2 separate regions of the Mus musculus genome follow, and region 2 is linked to region 1. Evidence: chromatin loops called from intact Hi-C (ENCODE). Cell type or tissue: left cerebral cortex. All regions are shown on one strand. Each heading gives the region's core, and the rest is flanking DNA. Links, peaks and the distances in the headings are about the cores only.

Region 1 (10,698 bases), core at 2,614-7,613:
GAACGTTCTTGCCAACCTGCTGATGTGACCTTCCCTTGGCAGCCTGGGTTTGTGTCTCAGGTGGGTGGCTCATTCTCAACTCTCTCAGATTTTCTCAGAGATAAAAAATCAAGCTCGTGTCCCCTCACCTTCCTACCCTCTGGCCGTGGCTGTGCGGCGTCCTCCCCAGTGTGCTGGAACTTTCTGTGCCCAGACGAGCCACTCTCTTCACCTGCTGTTCTCTGGAGGGCATGTTGTATCACAGGCCTGGAATATATACGCTGCCGTTCTCCCAACTTGCTAGCGCTCTGTCCTTTCTTGGTTAGGGCCTTTCATTTGTGTCCTGGTTCCTCTTGGGTCCCAGCTATGATTTGTCTCTTTCTGGCTTGATGGCTTCTTGAGTTGACTTCAAGTAAGCTTTAGGCTCCATGGGGGCAGAGGCAGGGCAGGCTTGTTCACTGATGTCGCAGCCATGACTGAGTGCCTGGCTTTAGGTATTTGCGCTTCTGAGTGTCTTCCTAAAAGAATCCCTCTGTGTGGCCAGAGAGGCGCGTCCAAGGATGCTCAGACATCCTTACAGTGATGGAGCGGATGAGAGCATTTGCTGCTTTTACAAAAGCCTAGGTTTAGTTCTCAGCACCCACATGGTGGCTCACAGCCATCTGCAACTCCAGTGCCAGGGGACACGATGCTCCTTCTGACCTCTGTGAGTTCCCACAGGCGCACATACATACACTCATGCAGTCATGCGCATAGCTAAAACCAACAAACATACAAACATACATACACACATATGTAAATTATATATAATATACAATATATATATATATATATATATATACACACACACACACACATTTGAAACATAATGGGAAAGAAAAAAGCAGTCAAGGTTCTTATTAATGAAAGCACAGTTAGGTAGGTAAAATAGAGCATGGACACCCAGTGGGATAGGATGTAGCCATGTCAAACGTCGCCACACATCTAACATGCCCGTCTGTGGCAAGGTTCCAAAACCTGTCATTCTTCATGACTCATCATTACACAAAAGTGTTGAACAAAGGTATCGAACAGGTGTATCAGTGCCTTAAAAAAAATCACCAGAGAGAACACCTTGTGCTGTCAAGAAGGATGGTCTCTGGGGGCGGAAATGGGGCTGAGAGAAGAGTTGGGGAGAGAACCGGGCACTTTGGGCTTCTCACCTCTTCCTGTTTTCTGTACCACTTTGAATTTTACCGACAGCTGCCACGTTTGCCGTAATTGGCAAATAAATTATAAGCTGCTCGGAGCAAGCAAAAGACCTTGGAATCTCCCTTGACTGCCGCCTTTGGGAGACAGAGAATATTTTCCCCGGAACTCCAGGGCAGTGGTGACTCTCTGGGGACTTGGTTGGAAGTGATCCCATCCCTCGGGAATGGTAGCTTTGGAGCTCCAAGTTTCTCCAGAGGCTTGGAAGAAAGATGTAGCCATGGCACAAAGTTGGCAGTGGTGCGAGACGTCTATTTCAGGGCTGACCTCCCGCCCCAGCCACGGGAACCTTTTATTGGTGGAGGATTTTCTAGGAAAATGAACACAGGGAGGAGGTGTGGAATTTCTTCGTAAGGTGGAGTGAATGCCAGGGGTCCCCATGTGCCAGCGTGGTTGACTGTGTGCACACATGCATGTGTTGGAAGTAGAGGGGGTAGGGCGGGTGACTGTTGGAAGGTGCCCCGCTCTTTGGAAGGCCGGAGTCAGGAGGGTGCTATTTCTTGAGTCTGCTTTGAACTGTCTACCGGGCAAAGCCCGCGGATTACCTCATGCTACCATTTCCTCTTCAGCTTTCTCAGATCTGAAGACAGCCGAGCAACAGCAGGTCTGCCTGTCATCATCGTGAAATCGTGACCCACCATTGGCTAAGGGTCAGCTTACCTGTCCCAGGGGGCTTGCTAATGTGCAGAACTGGGAACTAGGAAGTGGCAGTATGGTGGCTAATGACCAAGGCCTTCCGGCGGGGGAATTACTGGATGTCCTGACCTGCACCCTGACCTTCTTGGGAACAGACTGTAGGCTTGGAAGGAGCTGGCTTCTAATGTTCTTCCGGGGCCCAGGCCGGACTACATCTTGGTGAAGGAACTGTGTAGACAAGGAAAGGAATGGGAATGGAAAACCACCTAGGTCACTGGGTGCTCAGCAATGTAGGTGTGCTTGCTCCTAACCCCACCTGCACAGTTGTGTGAGCATCCTGTACCCTCTCCCTGGGGAACACTGACCAGCAAGGCTAAGGCAGAGTCGATGATGGTTCACTTGTGTGCACATCTGTAGGTATTGATTGAAACCTTAACACCCCCATGTTTCCTTCTCTCCACCCTTCAGTTTGGGGAGGGGGTTGGAGTTGGGCAGCTCCCACACAGCTCTGACCTCTTACACTCACATCTCAGGTAGCGGAGAAACCAAAGCAGGGTTCTCGGGTTTGTATGTCCAGCCATTTGCACCAACCCTGGCCTCCAGAGCCCTGCAGAGGTGACAATCTGCATGGGCGAGGGGAAGGAGAGGGCCTGGGGGCCCTGAAGCCAGGCAGGGATGAGCTTGAATCCCTCTCAGTCTTCACTTGGGGATTTCTGAACTTCCCTGAGTCTCACTTATCTGTATTCTGGAGGTTGTTAGAAAGTGTAGACATCAGGATAAACTAGAAACTGTCAGCATCTCACTCTGTATAATGGGGCACTACCACCGCCACCACCACCAGCAGCAGCAACAACAGCAACAGCAAAAACAGCTCTGTGTGGCTAGCAAGGTGGCTTGGTGGGTCAGGGCCCCTGTTGCCAGGCATAGTGGCCCAAGTTAAATCCCTGTGACCCATGTGGTGGAAGAGGGGCACCAACCCCTGCAAGTTGTCCTTTGACCTCCACACACATGATGTGACATGAGTATGACTCATGCATGTGAGTGTGCGTGTGTGTGCGCGCACACACACACACACACACACACACACACACGCAACAGTGTAAAAAAAGAAGAGCTTCCCATGGCTCAACACAGCACACCTACTACGGGCATGCCTCCGTGAAGTGCGGGGAGATGTTCATGCCTTCTTCAGCCCTCAGAGCGGTGAGGTAAGGACAGGAAGGTCTGCCCACATCCACTCTTTCCAGAACGGACGTGACTGAAGCTGCCATTAAGCTGGCCTTGTGGCTTGGGCTGCAGCAGTGGGGTGATACAGCTGCAGTTTTGTAGAGCTGTGCTCAGGTGCTGTGTGTGTGTGTGTGTGTGTGTGTGTGTGTGTGTGTGTGTGTGTGAGAGAGGGGGGGGGGAGAGAGTGGATGAGTGTGTGTGAGTATGATAGAGAGCGTGTAAGAGAGAGTGTGTTTATATGTGAGTGTGAGATTGTGTGAGTGTGAGAGTGTGAGAATGTGAGAGAAAGATTGTGTGAGAGAGTATGTGTGTGTGTAAGCTCATATATGTCTGAGTGTGTGTGTGTATGTGTGTGTGTGAGGGAGAATGTGTGTGAGTGTGTGTGTGTGTGAGAGAGAAAGTGAGTGCGTGCGTGCACGTGTGTATGTGAGAGAGAATGTGTGTGTGCATGTGTGTATGAGAGAGTGTGTGTGTGCCCGTGTATCTGTCTGTGTGTGTGCACATGCACGCTCACCCATTGCTTGTTGCAGTTGCCAGTTTTTTAGGAATCCTGTTGGCCAAATGGCCTCATCCAGACTGGACTCTGTTACCTGCCGAGTGCCTGGAGCTTTTCTGCCAAGTGTGTACACCACAGTTGCTTCCTGTCTGCCGTGTGTCCTCTGACAGATTCATGTCTCCCGAGTCTCCACGTTCGCACCTGTAGTGGTTTCCACTGCAGGAGAGACGAACACGAAGCCTGACCCAGCAGTCATCTCGGTGGAGCGGCCATGGATGTTTAATTGAAATCAGACGTATTAAGAAATTGGCACTGGCTGTTTTAAGTAAGCCTGGCTCGCTCCTCTGTAGACTTTGTATGGAGTGTAACTAAGCTAACTAGAATTTTTCAGGGCCTGCCTGGAGAAAAAAAGCTTCCCAGCCTTTGATGCTATGTGACCTCGGTCAAACCATTTAGGCTCTTTGAAAGCTACCTTTGAAATGTTAGAGAGTGGGAAATCAGTTACCTGAGGCGGGCCAGGAGGATGAAGTCAGGCGCTCCTTTTGGAAGGGCCTAACTCACCAGTGTCTGGTCTTTTAGAATGGCTGAAGCTAATGTGCACCTTTAAGCGAGATGACCCCCTCCCACCATCTCCTGCTGGCATCATATCCATGGTCAGAAGAAGCACAGTGCCCTGTCTCATCTCCCAGTTTCCTAACTGATGCTTTTGCTGGGGAACAGGGAACTATTTGATTCAGGGGCTAAGTCCTTAACAAGCAGGAAGTAAGCTTTTAAAACTCTAAACTGCATCACTTGGAAGGCTCTTTACTGTCACTTCCTGGCCCCGTGACGGGGGGACCGCAGGACACTCAGCATTAAGGCCTTGCAGCAGCCTTCCTGAGTGGCCTCTGCATCATTGCTCTCGAAGCGGCTGGTACTGCATGGTTGCCATGGTAGCAGCAGGATGTGGTTTCTATGGTGATGGTCCGCAGTGGCAGGAAGACAGCAGAGGTTTCAGTTATCTGGTGGCTTCTCATCTCCCCCCCCCCCCCCCCAACCCCATCCCTCTAACCACCTCCCAGCAACAAACTGGAGCTGTCTCCACTGTTGCTGTGTATAGGGGGTGAGCGCAGAAGCCAGGAATTTTACTGCCTGTTCTTGGAAGGACAGGCCCCACGGGATGGTTTCTGCTTCCATAGTGAAGGGGGACTGTCTACATGAACATTTCACCCGGATGAGGACAGGTCCCTCATGTTGTAGCCTAGCAGGCCGAGTCTGTGTGAACCCGCTCCAAATGTCCCTTTCTGAAGGGAGGGCTTTCCTGACTTCTATATTGTTAACTTGCAAGTGGGCGTGAGGTAACTTAGCAGAAGTAAATGGCTTCTAAACCCTTCACGGTTGCACTGTGATTTCAAAATGGCTGCAGCTAGGGGTGGGTGGGTCTTCCTGGGATCGGGTTTTCTTCCTCAGGAACTTACTGAGGTCAAGACAAACAGCAGAGTGTAGCCAATTTACTTGTTCCTTAATGGCTTAATCAATAGACAGATGGGCCTCTCTGTGGAAGGGTGGGGGGTCTGGCACAGAGCAGGGCAAGGACCAGGGAGATAAAGCTGCCTTTTATCTACGAGGGAGGAGGGGACGCTGCAAGTTGTGGGGTTCAGTGGGTTCCAGGGTTAATTTGTAGTGGAGCGGGGTGGATTTAGTGCCAGCTGGTCTGATGTGCCTTGAGTCTCAGCCTCCAGCTGGAATCTTATCAGTCCCGTGTGGCAACAGGACTTCTGCCGGCTCATCAGCATCTCTGATTGGTGATTGGTGATGTCACTGGACTCCTGGAGTGTGGTTGATGGGTTGGACCCTGTCCTCAGCACCTCATCTAGATAACTCTGAAAGCAGAGCCCTCTGGATGCTGTGAGCTTGTCCCTCCCTTGAAGGGGATTGGACCTCAAGTGCCCATCGTGGATGGGGCAGGTCCGGGTAGGGCATGTAGAAGTTGCTCTGTCCTGTGAGGTTTTTCCTTGGTCCAGGGGAAGTAGAAGCTAGGGATTCTGTTCCAGCAGGCCCCGGGGTACCCCGGTTCTCAGCAGGAGGGGCAGACTTAGACTTCCTCACCTTCATGAAGTCTGGAAGTTAAAAATACACAGAACACAGCGGCACCCATTGTTTGTGCTGTTCAGCCACAGTTGTGCTGTTTCTGTGTTTACTAAAGAACCTGAGCACTGGTGATATCCTGCTGTCTCCGATTTCTTTAAAAATAAATAAAGTATCCAGGAAAAAGTAGGGTTAGTTCAGTGTACGCCTCTGGTTCACTGCCTCTACAGGGTCCCTTGAAAATAAACATTTTCAGCACTCTCTCTCTCTCTCTCTCTCTCTCACACACACACACACACACACACACACACACACACACACACACGGAGGGAGGGAGGGAAGGAGGGAGGGAGGGACTATAACTTTGTTTTTCTATGTTTGAAAGAAGCCATGAGACAGGTTCCTCATGTAGCCCAGGTTGGCCCCGAGCTCACTGTATAGTCTAACTCTCACCATCTGCCTCCTGAGTATTGTTTTATCTAGAAAAGACCTGAGCTCTGTTTTGCAGGTGCACGCCCAGCTTGCCTCTGTGCGAGTGTTGAAGATTGTTAGTTCCTAGGGATCTAGCTTTTTTCAGGATCTAACCCAAGGCCTCGTGCATACCAGTCAGGGACTCTACCACAGAGCTGTACCCTCAGCCACTAGGTCTTTGCCGTCTCCATCCATTGCAGGGACAGCCCTCTATGGACCCACCTGGGTGGGCCTGGCAGCCTTCCTGTCTCCACTTCAGTTGACTTTACATCCAAGGCTTCCCTCCGGTGTCTCCAGCTTCTCTGGGCTCTGGCCAGGAGGTTCCTGAAGCTAACCTGACAAATTTAAGTTCCTACAGCTGCTGGCCCACCTATGTTTGCCTCATGTAGGCTACCACCAAGCCTCTCTCCCTCAGAGGGCACAGTGGCCTCCAGGCTGAGCTACCTGGAAAAGAATTGTGAGGGTGTGCTTCTGGTTTGGGGGCTGCTGTGCCTATGGTCCTGGTTGACCCTTGGCTTCTATGGGGGAGTCCCCAAGGGGAGGCTGAGTGTGGCCGGAACCCAGACTACAGACTCTTGCCTCCCTCTTTGTCCATAGTGAGAACATGTGTTCCTGTGCTATGGTGAGCCTCTCACACCTGCTGTCCTTGAATCATAGGTGTGTCCCGAGTGTGTCTGCATGGACCCAAGGATAGATCTTATGCACAAACATCCTAGTGACTTTGTCCATCTGCTCTTTTTAGCTGTGGCTTCCTTTGTCTCCACATCTGTTAGGATACCAGAATGAGCCATGGTCTGCCACAGGCCAGGCCTGAGGACCTGTGGTTGCCCCCTGGAGAAGCTGCAATGCTTCTTGCCTCCATAGATGTTAGTGTAACACTCGAGTTAGTTGCCCTGTAATACTCGAGTTAGTTGCCCGGCAGACATGTATGGTGGACCTACCCGACTGGTGGCTCTGGGAGAAGCCATGAAGCTAGAAGCCCAGGTTGTGGTTAGCCTGCCATACCTTGGGACAGGCAGACGCTGAGAGATTTACAAGTCTGAGTTCCTTGGCCAGATGGACTCTGCCCACGTCCCAGCCAGTGGTCTTGGGTAAGTTAGCCAAGCTGTATCATCTGTCATCCTAACTGTGATTCAACCAACTTCTCGGGGTTGCCAGGACGGCTTGGGGTCAGTGCGCCAGCACACATTAGCCACAGCCATGACTGCTGCCCTCATTTCACAGATGTGGAAATTGAGGTCAGAGAGAAGTGACTACTTGCTCAAGGTAGCCCAGCCTGAAAATGATGCGGCTGCTCTGAGGAGCCCTGTCGTCGAACTCCGCCCTCAGGTGGCCTCATCTGGCCTGAGGTTCTCCAACGGTCAGATGTCCACAGCCCGGAGACGGCTGTTTGAACTGTTGCTGGCGTGCACAGCCCCTTGGACGTCTTATCCTTGTTGGGCCTTATTCGTATTCATCTACAGGGCCCACCAGCTTCCATCTGAAACTGCTCCACCAAGACAGTGTGTTTGAAAATTAAAGCTACTTAGTTTTAGGGGTGGCCTGAGTTTCACTCAGAACTAAGAGGTTAGAGGACAGCTTCTAGGTGTCTATATTCTTCCACCATGTAGGTCCTGGAGATGAATTCAGGTTGTTAGGCTTGGCAGCAGCACTCTTCCTCCTTCTCCTCCTCCCCATCCTCCTCCTCTCCCTCATCTTCTTCCTCTTCCTCTTCTTCCTTCTCCTCCTCTTCCTCTTCTCCTTTTCCTCTTTCTCCTTCTCCTCTTTTCTGTTTTCTCCTCCTCTTCTTCCTCATCCTTCTGTTTTTTTGGTTTTGGTTTGGCTTTGGTTTCAGTTTTTCATGACAGGATTTCTGCCCAAATTCAGAGATCTGCTTGCCTCTTCCTCCTGAGTTCAGGGGGTGAACTCTTATGCCAACACTGCCCACCTGGACGGCAGCAAGCACTTCTACCCCACCTCACCCCCAGTCAGGTCTTTGTTCCACTAAACACCAGCTCCCCATCTGCCATTCCCAGCCAAGGCCCTCCATGCCTCTACTTTTGGCTTTTAAATGTGAGTGCCTTAAAGCAAGATTTGGCCTCTTGTAAAGAGCTTGTTTCTGTCAGCAAAATGGCCTCAAGGTTTGTCTGTGTTGTACCATGTATGCTGGTTTTCTTCCTTTTGTTTATGTTTGGAAACAGGGTCTCACAGAATCCTGAAGCTTGGTCTTGAACTCTTGATATTCTTGCTTCAAGTGCCACTGTCTTAGGGTTTTACTGCTGTGAACAGACACCATGATCATCGCAACTCTTGGTCATGTTCTTGATCATGTTAAATGTCCAAGGACAACATTTAATTGGCTTACAGGTTCAGTGGTTTAGTCCATTATCATCAAGGTGGGAACATGGCAGCGTCTAGGCAGGCATGGTACAGGAGGAGCTGAGAGTTCTACATCTTCATCTGAAGGCTGCTAGCAGAATATTGACCTCCAGGCAGCTAGGATGAGGGTCTTAAAACCCATACCCACAGTGGCACACCAACTCCAACAGGGCCATATCTTCTAATAGTGGCATCCTCTGGGCCAAGTGTATACAAGTCATCACAGCCACCATACCTGATTGCATTTTCCTTCCTTTTAAAGGCTGAGTAATACTCCATTGTGAATGAATGAATGTGTGTGTGTGTGTGTGTGTGTGTGTGTGTGTGTGTGTGTGTCTGTCTGTCTGTCTGTCTGTCTGTCTTCATCCATCTGTCTGTTAGCATTTGGGTTGTCTCTGCCTTCTGGATGTAGGAACAGTACTGACAAGGGCTGTCATGTAAACCTGCCCCTTAAACTCCCTATGTTTAGATACAAGAGAATTTTCTTATCAGGAATATATAATGGGAACAGAAAGAAAACTCCAGCTTCTGAGACTGGCAGTCTCGGGCCCTTGTGTAGGATTCAGGGGCCTGGCAGCCACTCAGCTATAAGCGAAATTTCCTTTGGAGGACGATTGTATGTGGTGTGACCTGCTTACGATATCATGGAGCGCTGGGGACACCATTACCCTCACCACTGCCCTGAAGTCATAATCTTCTGACCCATGCTGGATTGTGTCATTTGGTGGGTTAGTAGAAAGGACATCTGGTACTCATGACAGACTTTAAGATAAATTCTGATAAGCATATTCCTATGTGGTTCACCCTCTGTGTAACTTCCTCTGAATGGGTTTTCTATGTTAAAAAAAAAAAAAGAAAGAAAGAAAGAAAGGAAGGAAGGAAGGAAGGAAGGAAGGAAGGAAAGAAAGAAGGAAGGAAGGAAGAAAAAGAAAAAAGGAAAAAAATATTGTTCTAGTTAGGTGTGGTACTGCACATCTGTAATCCCAGGGCCTGGGAACTGGAAGCAGGAGAATTAGGAGTTGGAGGCTGGCCTAGGATAAATGAGACATTGCTTCCCTCAAATAAAATGCTTGATGTAAGAAAAGATACCCTTATCCAGATGCCAGGGAGCCCAGCACATCAGGTGCCTAGAGGGCCTCTGAGCGAAGTCCACTCGGGGAGAGGTTGGTCCTGTCGTGTGTAGGTAGTGCCACCGAGGCAAAGTGATTCCTCTGTGCTGGTCTCTGCCCGGCTTCATTGTTCTTTCATAACCACTTGGACTCTTGAGCTCTGGGATGGCTCTGGACCTGTCAGGAGCTGTTGGGACTCCCCACAGTGAGCAAGCAGGGTGTGAGCCCTGCAGTTAGCTTCCTGGGGGAAAGAGTGAGGTGTAGGTACACTGCTGGTTTAGCCCAGACGGCACACGCAGGCAGGTCTGAACCTGAAGAGGAATGTGTTTCCTGCTTCTCTTGTCATCCGAGCACCATTGTCCCTAGCTGGCTGGCTCTGAGTGTGCCAGGAAAGAGAGGACAGGAGTCAGTGGGTCATCGGGGACTATGCCCTGCCCTGTGTTAGCAGAAAGCCCTGGGAGTGGAGCAGGCTGAGCTCTGGGAATCTCAGTATTGTGGCCTTCCTGTCAGGAATCAGTAGTCATAAAGGAACAGATGATAACCAGTGGGAGAGAGGGGGGGTAGGAGGGAGAGAGAGAGAGGGAGAGGGAGAGGGAGAGGGAGAGGGAGAGGGAGAGGGAGAGGGAGAGAGAGGGAGAGGGAGAGGGAGAGGGAGAGGGAGAGAGAGACTTGTAATGTGTTCATTGTGGAACCCAGGAGGTGGGCACGTCCCCTGGTCTCACAACAGTAGCGTTGTTAATTATCTTTTTTGTGGTGCTGTGATCAAAGTCAAAGTCAGAACTTCACTCGTGCTAAGGAAGTGTTCTACCAATGAGCGGTACCCACAGCTATTTTACTTTTTGGTGTCTGTCTGTGTGTATACGATCTTGTGATTTCTGTGTGTGTGTGTGTGTGTGTGTGTGTGTGTGTGTGTAGGCCAGAGGTCAGTCTCAGGTATTATTCCTTGGGTGCCTTCCATATTGTTGTTGTTGTTGTTATTATTATTATTATTATTATTATTATCATTATTAGTATTTTAAATCTGAAAGACTTTCTCACTGACCTGGACCTCCTTACATTGGCAGGCCAGTGATCTCCAGGGACCCTCTCGTCCCTGTCTACCCAGCC
Region 2 (10,698 bases), core at 1,882-6,881, 49 kb after region 1:
GCCTCCCAGAGCCCACGTCTTCGAAATCCATTTCGTGTCACTCTGTGGAGACTCCTAGAGCCACCCGTCTCATGGCTCGTAGGAAGCGGTCTCTGAAGATACATCCTGAGAGACCTTGGTTTCTCTCTTCTGTCACTTAAGAGGCACTGGCAGCCGTGCACAGAGCCTTCTGGGTCTGGACCCCCACACCTGTTGTCTTCTGTGATCTTCAAAGTTCAAGTTCCAGAAGGGAGGTTTCATAGGGGTGGATAAAGGAAGTTAGGAGGCGTAGGCTGCAGGAGAGATGGCTGGATTTAAAAGACCTGGTGTCCTGGAATTCTCTGTGTTCATTTTGGTCTGTTGGGATCCGTGAGTTACCAACCATTAGCAAGATGTGCAGGGCGGGTCATGTGAGATAGCATGTGTGACTGACTGCCTGGCAGTTTGTCTCTTTTGATGATATCTTCCATTGGACTGAATAATACCGGTTACCTGGTCTTGATTCCTGATGCCTGGGGCTGGGTAGAGGGTTTTGTATATGAAGAGGAAACCCTGTAACTTGGTGCAGGGGCTGCACACACTGCTATGGTTATGACTGGTACCTTCTCGTGTCCTTTCATCCCCTGGGTAGCTTTCAAGTTAGGCTATGCTTCTATGGCTAGAAACCATGCAGATAAATGGAGGAATGTGACTGATCGGAGTCTTGGTCACATAGCTACTCCCTCTCCGTGGCTGGCCCTGGGACCTTCAAAGTCCTTTACCTTTCAAACCGTGACCGGTTCTTCTAGGCTTCATTGGTCCCTTGATGTGGAACACTGTTTTTATCCCCATTTCGCCAGTGACAAAATTCAGTGTCCAGAAGTCAGGGAGAGCCATTAAAAGGTACTGAAGATCTAAGCAGTGTGTACCCACATTCTAGAACTTCTCTCAAGTCCCCCCAACCCCCACCTTCTTAACATGCCCCCACAGACTTCCACGAGCCTTGCCATGTGTTTTCTTGGAGCTAATCCCAGGGTCTATGCAGGAGCACCTAACATTGTGTACATGGGCTCAGTTCCCTCGGCACCCATTGTCACCCATCCTGGAAGCCCTGGCTTGAAGCCTACAGCTCGAGGAAAGACCCGCCAGGGACTTCCCATGCATGGAAACACACACGGGCTCCTGAATCCAGCTCGGCCTTGCCAAGAACCGTATTGAGTTTATTTGTCTAAGAGTCTGCCCTGCTGGCCTTGGCTTCCGGAGAACCCAGCTTTGTAGAGCGAAGGTCCTGTGAGACAGAAGGCCACCAGGGTCAGACAGAGGGAGGCCCTTGAGACTTGAGAAGGGACTGGTGGTGCTGGTGAGCTGTGAGAGCTGACAACCCCCCAGGGCTGCTGTCCAGGTGGCAGAAGAGGAAGCACCCACACTATTTCGTTTCTTGTAGGCAACATCTCATTGTCGCCTAGGCGGACCTCGAACTTCTGATTCTCTTGTCTCCTCCTGAGAGCTACATTACAACTGTGGTTGCTGGGATTTGAACTCCTGACCTTCGGAAGAGCAGTTGGGTGCTCTTACCCACTGAGCCATCTCACTAGCCCTCAGCCTGCTTTCTTACATATCCCAGGACCACCTGCTCAGGGGATGGCACCACCTATGATATGCTGGGCCCTCCTTCACCAATCACTAATCAAATAAGATGCTCGGTAGACTTGTGTACAGGCCAATCTGATGGGAGGCAATTCCCTCATCCCAGAGAATTCTGTGTCAGGCTGACAGGAAGTGAACCAACACACAAACACAGTTTCTGTCTTCCTTAGTACTCTTTGGGAGGAAGGCCTGGCAGCTCCTTTCCTAGGAGTGTGAGTTCCTCCTTAATCTGCCAGCCCAGCTTCCTTCTTTTACCTGTCACCTTACTCATTTTCTCTCTCACAGTTGTCACCATTTTTGAATGTCCCACATGCTTTGCATAGTTACCTCTCCGTCGCGCCGCCATCCTATGGGGAATTTCATGGGAGCAGGGCTGTGGACCTTCAACAGACACACATACACAGTATGGAAACTGAAGTTCCAAAAGTCCAGGCTAGCCAGGCTGCAGCCAGAGAGAGGCAGGAGTATGGTGGCCTGTTCGATTTTTGCCTTGCTCCCTTCTGTGACATGGAGCCTGTGAACAGGCTACAATCATACTGGTTCATTCTGGCATGCCGAGGAGAGTGTGGGATGTGGACCTGCCCCTGGAGTCACAGATGTAACATCTGGGTCATCCCAGCATCCCTGTTTTGCCAAGTGGATGAAGATAGCCCTGGGAGGAGCCTCCTATCTCCTGGAGAGGCTGAGCCATATGGCTTTGTTTAAGAATGGGCCTCGGGATGTTCCCCCCAAATCTGCCCTCTGGGGAAATTTCTGCAGAACTTGTGTGGTGCTTCCATTGAATCGAGGGTTACCGCCAAGGGCAGCACTTAGACATTCTTAAAAAGGGTGGTGCTGGAGACAAAGTTGAAGGGCTCAGCTCCTCTCAGCGGGACCCAGCGCTGGTGGACGCCACAGAGAGCAGCTTTATCCGTGCACACGCAGAACCTCTTGAGCCTGCCAGAGAGTTCCTTTGCTGGGACAGTCAACTTAAAGGAGAAAGGGTTCATGTGTTTGTGGACTTTCAGGATGTGGTTGTGCAGCCATGTTGCTTTGGGGCCTCCGGTGAGGCAGAACCATGAAGGAGCAGCGTCTGGAGAGGAAGCAAATCTGTTCACTACATGGTGGCAAGGAAGCAGGGGGACAAGGGACAAGAGCACACGCCCAGCTTCATAGAGGCTCCATTGCCGGAGTGTAAGAGTATATAGGTTCCAACGGCCCTGCTGTGTGGAGAAAAGGTTCAAGGTCAGGGTCACCCTCAAGTTCATGAAAGTCCAGAGCAGGGTTCTGTGTTCCTGAACTATGAAGAGCTTACTTTGCTGTGCATGATGTATCCCCCTAGGCCCCAAACCTTCTTCCTTCCTTTTTTTCCTTCTGAAGAGGTCCCAGTGGGACCTTCCCCAGGGTAGAGTCCCTTGGAACTGTGGTACCCGTGGGGAGTTCAGGTCCCACCCGCCTGGCTGTTACTGTTCTTAGACATGTCTGCAGATTCTGGGTAGAACGGAGCTGACTTGGAGACATCTTTGAGCCCCTCATCAACCGTTTCAGTAGCAAAGGCACCTTATTGGGACAGATGCCAAAGTGCCAGGCCCAGGGACCAAATTCCCACCCTTCCCATGCCCGCAGAGAAGATGGGTCTTGGAAGGGTCGGGATATGGAAATAGCTAGCCTTGGCTCTGTTACTAAACTTCTTGAGGCATTTAGCCATAAAAGGGGGCAGCTGCCGAGGCTGGCTTCTTGATTAATGAGCCCCCTGTATGCCTCATCACAGTCCTCATGGAGTCCTGGGATGGCCCTGCCCTTCAGGCCCCCCTGCGTTGCAGGTTTTTGTTTTTGTTTTGTTTTTTTAAGCCAGGGGTCCAACTGTAGCGCAGCTGCTGTTCTAGGTGGGCGGGGACTCCGCAGCTGTGCAGCAGTGGGAGACCAGACCCCCCCCCCCCATCCTGCTGGCCTTAGCCCCATTCTGCACGGTGCGCACTGCCCTGGACTGTCCAGGTCTCTCTCTGTTTGTGGTTGTGAGATTGGGTCATGGTGGGAAGCAGGAAGAAGCCTGTGACCCGTCATATCCTCTCTCTCCATTTCCTCAGGGTGACTACAGCTCCCTTGCTTGCAGTGTGGTTGAGTGAAGTCAAGCCCTGAGCTGGGGCTAGAGTGGTCTATGGAACTAGAGTGTGTGGGGTGTGTGTTGGGGGGATATGCTTGGTGAGGGTGGGGCTTGTGGTGGGTGGGTTTTGGTGGGGTGGGTGGAGCTTTGGGCATAAGGTCTGATAGAGTGGGATCCGATGAGTGGCGACTGTGTTTGTGACGTGGGTATCTTCCTGTCACCCCATTGGAAAGATAATAGGACAAAGGCTTTTCACAATGATGGGAGAATAGGAGGTCCAAGTGGCCATGAGTAGGTAGAGCATGTAGATGGTCTACACAGTGGGGCACATTCAGCCACCAACAGAGGTGAGGCAGGGCCTCCACTCTGAGCCTGTGTAGCAGTGTTCTGAATAGGCAGATTCACACAGGTAGAATGTGATGGGCAGGTGAGGGCGTTTCCCCGTCAGGTGTTGGCTTCTTGGCATGATGGGTACTAGTCCCTGGCAGAACGACCATTGAGAACACAGATGTGGTACTGTCCTGCGCTGGAAGGGGCTTCCTGTCAGATCATGTGGCATCATCCATCCATCGCTCCTGGAGACCAGACCAGAGCATCCTACTGCTGTGCCAGGTGCCAGCACGATGGCGCCAAAGGACCCTGCTCTGCGACTGGGATGACTCAAGTTCCACTCAGCTGCCGGAGTGACAACCAGCCTGCTGCTTACAACCCAGGCCTCTATGAGGCTTCTGCTGCGGCACTTAGCGGCGGCTCCAGTCTGGAGTGGCTGATAGAGAGAGGGACTTTCCAGATAGGCTTTTCCTTTTGGGGTGTGGGAGCCCCCCATCCCACTGGAATGTATGTCTTGAGTCAGCCTAGAGCCTCGTCCTGGGGGCTGAAGACTCATGAGTCATGTGCTCATCACCATGGAAACCGGCGATTGGCTGGGGCGGGCGGCAGAGCTGATCTCTGAAAGACAGGATGGTGAAGGATGTTGGATGAGCACCCCACTGGATGAGAAGCCTGTGAAAGCAGATAATTAATGGAAACATTAGCTCTGAAGGTCTTGGGGTTTGGGAAGGGGGAACACTGGCGAGGGACCCCCCCAGCCACCTGCTCTGTCTCCCATTTAGGTCTTGGATGCGTTTGAGCCAGGCTTATCACAGAATTCTAGAGGGCGGGTTTTTTTTTTTTTTTTTAATAGCAGGCCCTCTTACACGAGCCCATATTAGTTCCATAGCAGAACACCGCCACGGCTCTGAGATTTGTCCCCACCTCCCATGAGAAGGCAGTGTCCCCAATGCACAACTCATAGTGTCCCAGAAGGCTGTACCCCAAGAGCCAGGACCTTGGGTGCTGGATGTCTGTATCCTTAGTACCCAACACATGCTGACCCAACATGGTGCTTAGTTCAGAAACCCTAGTGCCAAAGCCATCTTGTTAGAACGTGGCCAGAAAGTAGCGCCCAGCTGAGGCAGCAGTGGGTCCCTCATTCCTGGCCAGGGCTCCCAGGACTCCTTAATATCTCTCTAATGAGAGTAATTTGGCAACAGCAGAAAACACGCTCTAACCCTTTGTCCCAGTAATTCCATTTCTGGGAATCTGGCCTAAAGAAATAATCCTAAATATAGGCTAGAAAAACAGGCTTCACAGGGATGTTCACCTCGGAGTTGTTTATCGCTCATGCAAAGCAGACCGGCGGGAGCAGAGAGAAACTCCCGAGTGGATGCTCGTAGGTACAGCGCAAGCACATTCTTTGATTTGGGACTCAGGGAAAAAAAAGTTTAGGGCCGTTGAGATGACTCACAGGGTAAAGTCAGCAAGCCTGACATAAAGGCAGCAGGCTTGACGACCTGAGCGTGATCCCTGGGTGGAAGGAGAGAACTGACTCCCACAAGTGGATTGCAACATATAAACTGTGTGTGTGTGTGTGTGTGTGTGTGTGTGTGTGTGTGTGTGTGTACATACACATATGTGCACAGTAGATAAAGAGTAATACAAGTTCCAGTTAAGAATAGTCAGGAGAGCCTGAGAGATGGGTGCAGTGTAAGAGACCTTGTTTTACAAGCATAAAGACACAGGTTCGAATCCCCAGCATTCATGTAAAGGCCAGGCATGGCAATACACATCTGTGACTCCAGTGTCTCAGAAGAGACAGGTTGAGGCCCATAGCGCAGAAGCCAAATCAGACTAGACAGAAGCAGGCTAGCTGCAGGTTTAGTGAGACCCTAACTCAAGAGGGTGACCAAAAATCGATAACTGTATCACGGGGCATTCAATGTCCCCTGGCTTCTGTATACCTCTGCATGGCACATGTACACAGCACAGCATACATTTGTGTACCCAGTATTCAGATCAGAGTTACATACAGTCAAAATTTAAATGAAAGAAATATATTGGAGTATTAATGAATATTTTGTGTGTGTGTGTGTGTGTGTGTGTGTGTGTGTGAGAGAGAGAGAGAGAGAGAGAGAGAGAGAGAGAGAGAGAGAAATGAACCTAGATTCTCGAACCTGATAGCCAAACAGTCTTCTGCTGTGTTGCATCTCTGGCCCTCTTACATTTTATATCATGGCTCTACCTCACCTGCCCAGGCTGGCCTTGGACCCTCCCTGCAGTCCCTGCAGGTCTTGAATTGGTAACCTTGCCTCAGTCCCCCTGAGTTTATAGGTTTGAACCTTCAGGCTTGGTTCCTGAGTGATCTTGATTTAATTTTATCCACATGCTTAGATTCTGTCCCTCACCTTCCCACGCTTGCATTTGTTAGTCAAGTGTGAGTTGTCATTTACATACAGTGACATCCACCCATTAGTGTGCAGCTCCAGGAGAGCTGGTGGATGGTACCACCATGAGGGACAGCCCTTTGGGGTGAGCTGGTTCCAAGTCACCCCAGCAAGTATGCCCTGCCTCCCTCCCATCAGCCCTGTCCACCCCCTGCAGCCCACAGCTTCCCGTCTGGCTCGGTACAGACCCAGGATGTGATAGCTGCCTGTCTGATTCCACCAGGGGTACCCTGGAACCTCGCGCTGTGAGCCTGATTCTAGAAAGCCTGTAATCTCTCTTAGTTGTGCCGGAGAGCTATATTTCCCATTCTCCCTTGGTGGTAGAAGTCTTGGTTGTCCTACTTTCTGATTCACCTCTTGTCTGCTGGTGACTCTGGCTCCTGTGTCACCATTGCTGTGGGCAGCATGGTCTCAGTGGGTGTGACACATCTGCCCCTACATGTCTTCGAATTTTCTGTCCCAGTGAGGACTCTCTGGGTGTAGAGGCTGTTGTCAGTGTAGCTTAACAACTGCAGTGACCACAGAGGAACCTTGTATGCAGAGAAGAACAGTATCCTTTGTGCCATACCACTTTGCCCGTCTGTAGTGTTCTACACTAGTGCCAACTAGTTGGTACACTAGTACCAACATGACCCTGACCTGGGGACCCAGTACTTCTGTGTTACTATCTTGGTCAGTCATCTTGGTTTCCCAGTAGCCCCGTGTGTCCCTAGATTCCATAGTAGAATTGATCATCCTGTCCCCCTAAACCCTCTTCAGCCTGGCTTAGGTATTCCTTGTCCCCCGTGAGTGCTGGGTACTCCTTCGGCTTTGGACACACAAACTTGTTGGATAGCCCAGGCTGGCCTCGCATGCTCAGCCTTCTGAGTGCTGGCATGGCAGGTGAGCCTCGGGATGTCCGGCTTAGGCAGGTGTCTGGAGGAGCACTTCTTCACTTGCGCTTTGGAGTTTGGGGAAGAGGATGCTGGAGATAAAAACTATAGTCGTTCCATCAGTCTCTTCAGTATGTTCCAGATGCTGAGCTAAGTACGCCCTTGGCAAGTTAGATCCCCTGGAATATTCTCCACAGTTCTGTTTATGAAATTACTGTCAGAGGAACCAGGTTCAGAGAGGCGCTGTAACTGTCTTAATGACACACAGTAAAGGGATTCAAACACAGGTCTTAATGGCTCCGAAGACTGCTTTGGGCCAAGTGCTGAGTCAGACAGCGGAAAAGCGATCGGTCTGGCTTTTAAAAAACAACGGGTGCTTATTTATTTATCCCCGGCCCTTTCCCAGAAAGCTTTGCTCACAGCTTCAGCAACAGCCAGGCCAGGTTGTAGGGTGGGGGTTGCCCGCAGCAACCTCTGTGCACAGGGGCGGCTTACACAGGTGGACACGGGTCTGCAGGTCTTTCTCTTGCTGGGGAGTGAGGAGCAGCACACTGGTGTGAAGGGCTTGCGGCGGCCAGCCACCTCCCACCAACACTGTCCTCCTGTCTCTGTTCTTGGTGGCTTCGGTGATGCTGCTAGAATTTCCTGCCGCACCTTCTTCATGGGGATGTGGTCCCTAGGCCCCAGAAGTGCTACCTGCTACCTAATCTCTGCCTGACCTCTTCCCTCAGCTCTCTCGCTCGCTGTCCCCAGACCTTTGCATTAGCTTTGAGTTGATGCTATGGCCCCATCACCATACCCCATTCAATACACCATCCTCGTCTCAACTGCCCCCCCCTCATTCTCCATATTCTGTTTGTTGTCTGTTCACCCCACTGGACTCCGGTTTTATGCAATACCCACCACAACCCCTAGAATATGCTAGATGCTCAGTGGATACTTGTTGAACCAACCTCCATTGGTCATTCACTTTACTTCAGGCTGATGGCAGTCTAGCCATCAGCTCCCCTCACTGCCAGTACTTGTCAGTTGGAAAAGAAAAAAAAAAAATCAGAAGCCTAAGTGTCTGGGAAAATATTCACCCAGGCTGTGAACTTTAAATCGCACCTCCCTGTTTCAGCATAGCATCGTATACACATTCATTCACTCTTAGCTGTGGGAAGGTCACAAGACCTGGGTGCCCTATGGATGGCCCTGCCACCTCCTCCCTAAAGTCATTGTGACATTCCACTCTTGGAGCTCCTGAAACAGTGTATGTGTGTGTGCGATGATGGGGGTCTGTGGGAGGTTGCCGTTTGTCTTAGCTTGCCGCACGTCTTCAGTCTTCACGGATTGCCCCGACCTCTGGCATTTTGGATGTGGGGTATTGAAGACCCTAGCAGGGCTCGATGGCCTATGTGCTTCCCTGATGCTTCTCTGGGATGGTGGGACTCCCTTAGAGGCAGTGTGGATGGATGGCTTGAGGCCTGTCTTGCCTTCTTCCCCTATCACTGATCCATGCTTATGCTTTCTCTCAATACATGCTATTGAGCCATGTGGTGGTCCAGGGCACTGAAGAAAGACAGCATGTGCTCTGTGGGCTTTGGGGGCAAGGAAGCGTGATGGGTCAGAGGTCCTGTCTGTAGGCTTCTGTAAGGAGTGATTTCCATGGGGTGGACCTGTTAGGAGCCTTTGGAGGATGGTGCACTGGGGAGGGATGCTAAGATTCAAGCTCTGCCCTGTGCTGGGGCCTGTGGTCACCAGGGGGTGACCCCTCACCTTTGACCTGAGGGTTCCCTTGCCTTTTCTTCATTTTGCACCCTAGGTGTGGAATGAATTCCCTCCACAGCCCCTCCCCACAGCGGGATGCTGGCAGCCAAGAGCTGGTCCTTTGGTCCCTGGGTAGCTTCCTTTCTGTGATGGCGCTGTCTTCTCACAGGCTCTTGTTTTTCTCTCTTTGGCACAGCCGTCTGGGTACATGGAAAACTCGGTCTCCTACAGCGCCATTGAAGACGTTCAGCCGCTGTCCTGGGAGAACGCCCCGAAGTACTGTTTACAGCTCACGATCCCCGGAGGGACCGTCCTGCTGCAGGTAGGAAGAGTAAGCATGACCCAGCAGTTTCTTTCCTCCCGGTCCCTCATCCTCTTCTCACCTGCTCCCTCTGTAGACCTTAGCTTTGGTCAACTTAAAAGTCACGAAGGTATTAAAGACTCTCGGGAGGGCCGTGCAGGGATTAAACACCTGCTGCATGCTGCTCACTGTCTAGGAGCTTGCTCGTCCTCCTGGGTCTCGAAAAATTGAACTCTGTAGCCTCAGCTTTGAAAATGCCGAAAATGAGTCCCCGGGCCAGATGGGCTTCGGAACTTGTGAGGCTCACCTCGTTGTGGATCTGCTTGCTGTCTGCTGGACTTAAGTGAGGATTGTGTCCTGTATCTTTTTGGTTAGCTCAGTTTTGTGTTGGCAAACAATGGAAGTACTGGCTCTGCGTGTCTGTGAGCACGTAGGTCGAAAACGACACGAATATCATTAGGACTGAAGGTTGAACAGGAATAGGTTGTGCTGTTAAAATGGCTGAGAAGTTCAGGAGGAGGTTTGCAAAGAACAGCGGGATCCCGGGTCGGGTGGCAAATGATGTCACCAAGACTTAGTTTTTGCCCCTCCCTCCATGGTGTAGCACACTGTCAGTTTATGGTGGGAAAGGAGGAGGGTGGCCACCCTAAAGATTGGCTTAGAATTCCTAACTCTATTCTTTCTTCTCCACCCCCCACCCCCCCGCCCCGAACCTCATGGAGGATCCAGGCTGGCCTTGCTGGTCGCTTGGGAGTATGCTGTATTCTCTGGCCCCATCCTCACCTTTGACCATAGCAGCTGATGGCCCTTCTGGTACCATCCTGAGGCAGGAGAGCAGTTGACCCGCAGCCGTGTGAGGGATACTGTGTGACACATCCCTGTCCATATTGTCTTCTCTTAGAGGACATCCAAAGCCATGCCTGCTGTAGCCCATCTTGGAACTCAGCCACCGTGCTCTGCCCTCTGTGACCCACCCACCCCCTATCTTCATCATGTCCCCTCTGGCCAGCAGAGCCCCCTGGTTCCCTCTGTTGTCTCCTTGTCCTTTGTTTGTTTGTTTGTTTGTTTGTTTTTGTGTTTTCAAGACAGGGTTTCTCTGTATAGCCCCTGGCTGTCCTGGAACTCACTCTGTAGACCAGGCTGGCCTCGAACTCAGAAATCCACCTGCCTCTGCCTCCCGAGTGCTAGGACTAAAGGCGTGCACCACCACTGCCCGGCTGTCTCCTTGTCTTTAGGGGGGACTAACCAGCCTCTGCCATGCCTCCCTTGGTCTCTCTGCCTCTCTTCTGTTTCCCTTGCCCTGAAGACTGTAGCACTGGATCTTTG

Evidence for each region. Hi-C counts contacts between places; a loop is a spot of excess contacts. Peaks named below come from ENCODE experiments on the same cell type or tissue, not always from the same donor. Only the 100,000 strongest peaks of a DNase experiment are listed, where the experiment ranks them.
Region 2: a loop joins it to region 1, with 2.1 times the contacts of the local background. A loop is called at or near these places in 3 of 42 quality-filtered maps.

What each region holds. Positions count from the first base shown.
Region 1 is chr8:117,317,742-117,328,439 of GRCm38, forward strand. The region is part of intron 1 of Cmip (c-Maf inducing protein); the gene reads left to right. Among named protein-coding and RNA genes, the nearest start is that of Gm51554, 7.9 kb to the left of the region's middle. In left cerebral cortex, for the core only: no CTCF peak of the experiment used is centred there; a DNase peak (open chromatin) is centred at 4,508; H3K27ac peaks cover 1,896 bases.
Region 2 is chr8:117,367,808-117,378,505 of GRCm38, forward strand. Cmip (c-Maf inducing protein) reads left to right here. Exons shown (of 21, transcript NM_001163262.1): 2 at 9,268-9,393. Among named protein-coding and RNA genes, the nearest start is that of Gm39260, 50 kb to the right of the region's middle. In left cerebral cortex, for the core only: CTCF peaks have their summits at 4,308 and 6,684; DNase peaks (open chromatin) are centred at 4,486, 5,206, 5,389 and 6,527; H3K27ac peaks cover 2,417 bases.